Linked DNA regions of Homo sapiens: region 2 is linked to region 1. Evidence: chromatin loops called from intact Hi-C (ENCODE). Cell type or tissue: heart left ventricle. All regions are shown on one strand.

Region 1 (2,500 bases):
ATTGTTATTTTTCACTGCCATGCATTCAAGATTTAACAAAGGGACATTCTTTTACTTAAGAATGTCCTTTATGAAGCAGTTAATTATTTATCTTATTAAATCTGAATCCTTGAGTACATATGTCAATATTCTTTCTGAACAAATGGAAGGTATGCACAAAGCACTTCTGCTGCATCATACAGTACCATGGTTGTCTCAAGGAAAAGAATTTTGTGCAAATGAATTACAAGGCGAATTAGCACATTTTTCATGGAATACTATTTTTTACTTGAAAGAACAAGTAACAAACTACAGTCAGACTTGTGTATTTGGCAGATATTTGCTTTCAAGTGAAAATTAGGATTTTAGAATCCTAAATCTGCCACCATGAGCTTGACAACTCCCAATATTGTACTTTAACACTTTCTTTTTTTTTTCTGAGATGGAGTCTCGCTCTGTGGCCCAGGATGACATGAAGTGGTGCGATCTTGGCTCACTGCAACCTCTGCCTCCCAGGTTCAAGTGATTCTCCTGCCTCAGCCTCCTAAGTAGCTGGGATTACAGGTGCGTGCCACCATTCCCAGCTAATGTTTTTGTATTTCTAGTAGAGACAGGGTTTTGCCATGTTGGCCAGGCTGGTCTTGAACTCCTGACCTCAGGTGATCCATCCGCCTGGGCCTCCCAAAATGTTGGGATTACAGGCATGGGCCACGAACCCCACCCTTTAACACTTTTTTAAAGTCTTGAGATTGGCAGTGATGTTAACAAATGTGATATTTTTTATTACATTCCTAATGTGTCAATGTTTGGAAAATCTGCATTCCTCAGTGAACCAATGTTTTCCAAATGACCAGTGCATGATACTCCATTCAAAGTATAAGAAAGACCAATGACTTTTAATGTAATAGAGTACTAAAAGCTCAGTAAGATGGTTTTAGATATCCTATTTCAAGTAACATTTAAGAAACTACCACTTGTTGAGTTTTGGAGAGTTCAAAAAAGAATAGCCACAATTATCTGAAGAGGCTATTAAAATTTTTCATATCTGTATAAAAGCTGGATTTTTTGTAGATACTTCAACAAAAATAATATATTGTAACAGACTGCATACAGAAGCATATATGATAATCCAAATCCATTTTTTAAAGCTAGGCATTAAAGAGATTAGAAAAAATGCAAAGCAATCTGATCTGTTACTCTTCTTGCTAAATTATTTTAAAATAAATTAATACATATTTTAAAAAATGTTTCAACTTTAATTTCCTGGTACATATGGATAGACATAACCCATATTTTCAACAAAAAGCTCTTTGAGGTTCTTAATAACTTTACTAGTGTAAAGCGGTACCAAGAACAAAAAATTTCAGAATCATCATTAATCTATTTTCTTTTTTTTTTTTTTTTGAGACAGAGTCTCGCTCTGTTGCCAGGCTGGAGTGCAGTGGCACAATCTCGGCTCACTGCAACCTCCGCTTCCTGGGTTCAAGTGATTCTCCTGCCTCAGCCTCCTGAGTAGGTGGGACAACAGGCGTGTGCCACCACGCCCAGCTAATTTTTGTATTTTTAGTAGAGATGGGGTTTCACCATGTTGGCCAGGATGGTTTCGATCTCTTGATCTCATGATCCGCCTGCCTTGGCCTCCCAAAGTGCTGAGATTACAGGCATGAGCCACCACGCTCAGCCCATTAAGTTATTTTCTTAGTACTCTTTCAGGACAATAAGACTTGGAGAACTAAAGAAACTTGCCACAAGGCTGTAAAGGAGGTAAGTGGTCCAATCTAGTTCAAATACAGGTTTGCAGACTCCGAAAGCCATTGTAATCCCATAAAGTCATGCTCTGGCTAACTTTCTTTCAATTCAGCATGGTTTTCTCAGTTAACAGTATTAGTAGCTTTACTTATTTTAGCTATTATTTTTGGTCTTATAGACAGTTAAGTGAAGAGCAATACCAGATGTTGTCTCATAAAGTTTGTCTATAAAGAATTTCACTGCTAGTAGAATATATACTTTTTCCTCTCAAGTGCTTAAAATGTGATTCTTCAAATAGCATCGAGTCATACTGCTGTCAAAAAACATTTTTAAACAATTATGGAATACCAATTTTACAGAAATATTTAATAAAAACTGAATACATAAACTTACGTCGGCTGGAGGTTGATGGTGACTGGTTTCCAAGCTCTGATTTCAGAATGCTGTCATCTAATGGTGAGAGTAATAAAATAAGACTATCAACTTATGCTTCATAATTTGAGTATTTATTTCTAGTAGACAAAGAAGATACAAATTCCACCAGGAAAAAAAGAAGACAGAGATCAGCCAGAAGCAGAAGAAAAAGTAGAATATCTGAGTGCCGATTAGACTGAGAGCTCCTTGAAACACATGACCTATTTCTTTCATAGCTTTTCACAGCATATGGTGGGGTCTAGTACAAAGCACACAATAATTAGTTTTGAGAGAAAGTTTGGAAGTATTTGACCCATTAAGTATCTAATGGGATTGGTGAAACTTCCGGGATAAAAAG
Region 2 (2,500 bases), 160 kb before region 1:
GAATCCATTGAGATGATCAATTTTTCTCCTTTAATCTGGGTAAGGTAATTCACCACATTATCAACTTTTTAATGTGTGCTAATCCTACTCTGTCATTAAGTATTAGGATTTGCATATATAGTTGAACTTGGTGTGCTAATACATAATTCAGGATAGGTAAGATTGGCCTTTCCTTTTCTGATACTGTCCTTTTATGGACATAACATCAAACTTATATACTAGCCTCATAAAATGAGTTGAGAAATGTCTCTTTTTCTATTCTATGGAAAAGTAAAGAACTATAATACCAGGTTTTCCCCCAACTGCCGCCTTTAATCTAGTATACTGGTAAAGATGGATGAGGTCTATGTAAAAAGATGCTTAGTTACTGGGGTACAATTCCTTTACTGGTGAAAGAATCAGGAGGGTTCTCTTATCTTACTGAGTAAGCTTTGGTAAGTTGTATTTTTTAGAAGAATTTAGCCATTTTTTCTAAGTTTTCAAGTTTGTATTGGAATAAAGTTATTACAATTTTTTTTTTTCCTTGAGATACGGAGTCTCGCTGTTGCCAGGCTGGAGTGCAGTGGTACGATGTTGGCTCACTGCGACCTCCACCTCCTGGGTTCAAGCAATTCTCCTGCCTCAGTCTCCCAAGTAGCTGGGATTACAGGTGTGTTCCACCACACCCAGCTAATTTCCTTTGTATTTTAGTAGAGACGGGGTTTCACTGTGTTGTTCAGGCTGGTCTCAAACTCCTGAGCTCAGGCAATCCACCTGCCTCGGACTCCCAAAGTGCTAAGATTACAGGCATGAGCCACCGCGCCTAGCCACAATTTTTTTTTTTCTAATTTCTCCAGCATTTGTGGTTATATCATCTTTCTCATCATTTGCATCACCTCAATCATTTGCATTTTAATTTTATTTTATTTTTAGAGACAGAGTCTCACTCTGTCACCCAGGCTGGAGCACAGTGGGGTTGATCATAGCTCTCTGTAACCTTGATCTCAAGCAAGCCTCTTGCCTCAGTAGCTAGGACTATAGGCATGTACCACCACACCCAGCTAATTTTTTAATTTTTTGTAGAATCAGGGTCTGCTATGTCATCCAGGCTGGTCTTGAACTCCTGGCCTCAGGCGATCCTCTGGCCTTGGCCTTCCAAAGTGTTAGGATTACAGGCGTGAGCCACTGCGCCCAGCCTCGCATTTTTAAAAGTAATGAAATATATCTTTCAATTATGTTAGGCTTTAGTTTGTAGTGTGAACAGAGTTAGTATTTATTACCTTTCTGTTCTGTTCTCTGGTCCTCCAGTTCTTTCTTAGGAGTTTTGGGTTTTATTAATTCTTTGTCCCAGGCAGCCAAAGCTTGTTTTTCCATTTGACGAATTTCTGCTTCTTCTGCATCTAAACGTCGCTTCCACTCTAGGAGCTCCTCTGCATGTTGTCGCCGTTGCATTAATTTTTGCTCCCGCTTTGTCAGAAACCTATGGTCACACCATGAAGAACAGTTTGAGAGAAAAAACCTATATGCAGAGATCACTTTGAGAGCTCTATCACTCACCACCTTATCAACAAGCTGTGCAAAAGCAGAACATTCATACTACTCTTCTCTCTGAAAAAAGCTTGAGATAATAGAAGCTTTCATGAGTCAACTTGTTCAGAAAATGAGGGAATTTATGTTTTACTCATAATGGTTTGTAAAGTTAGCAAAGGAAAGATAACAGTATATTCAGGAAAAAAACCTTCAGAATATCTAGACAACCATAATTGATAATGTTCATATTTAGATATTCATTTTTTGTAGGTTATTCTTTTCCATAACAGAAGATGTAAGGAATGTATTCTGAAGGCTCAGACCAGAAAACACACAAAACCCGAAACAACAAATACCAAAAACAACAATAAAAAACAAACCCCAAAGCCCCAAAACAAGCAAGCAAACAAAAAACATGTTCATGTCCCTTTTTTACTTTTATTTTAAATTTCTGCCTGGCTTTGTTTCAGGTCTAATGAGTTTTGTTTCTTCATTACCTAAGAGATACAATGTCAAGTGGTAAATCTTTTTTTTCATGGAGAGAACACTGAGTACCACAGTCCATGTCTTATGCATATAAACGTAACTATTTATTTACTTGAGTAAAGGGATGCATCAAATTCTCAATTTAACCTGATTTCTGAACTTAAATAGCCAATGATATCTTAGGCCCAGAGGGTTAGGAGAAATTACTGAGTTAGGAAAAATTACTTAGTTTAGAGGCTACTAATAAACCATCTTCAAATGTAGATGCCACAACTAAATAAAATGTGGGCTGCTCACATTACTAGTGTTACATCTATAGTGGTAGCTAACCAAGAAAAATGCGTACATGTATCGCACAAACACTTACTAAAAAGCACAAGAAGAGCTGTCACTCTACTTCTTGAGCCATCATCATGTCAAATTAATGTGGAAACAAAAGGTAAAATTTATGGGACATTTGATAAGAGGCCTCCAGGCTATTAAAAAAAAAGAGAGAGAGAGAGAA

Evidence for each region. Hi-C counts contacts between places; a loop is a spot of excess contacts. Peaks named below come from ENCODE experiments on the same cell type or tissue, not always from the same donor. Only the 100,000 strongest peaks of a DNase experiment are listed, where the experiment ranks them.
Region 2: a loop joins it to region 1, with 2.1 times the contacts of the local background. A loop is called at or near these places in 6 of 110 quality-filtered maps.

Annotation. Positions count from the first base shown.
Region 1 is chr1:179,913,676-179,916,175 of GRCh38, reverse strand. TOR1AIP1 (torsin 1A interacting protein 1) reads right to left here. Exons shown (of 10, transcript NM_015602.4): 9 at 2,122-2,178. Among named protein-coding and RNA genes, the nearest start is that of TOR1AIP1, 33 kb to the right of the region's middle. In heart left ventricle, no CTCF peak of the experiment used is centred here; no DNase peak of the experiment used is centred here.
Region 2 is chr1:180,073,981-180,076,480 of GRCh38, reverse strand. It overlaps CEP350 (centrosomal protein 350), which reads right to left. Exons shown (of 38, transcript NM_014810.5): 28 at 1,260-1,459. Among named protein-coding and RNA genes, the nearest start is that of QSOX1, 80 kb to the left of the region's middle. RefSeq lists a silencer at 1,501-1,701. In heart left ventricle, no CTCF peak of the experiment used is centred here; no DNase peak of the experiment used is centred here.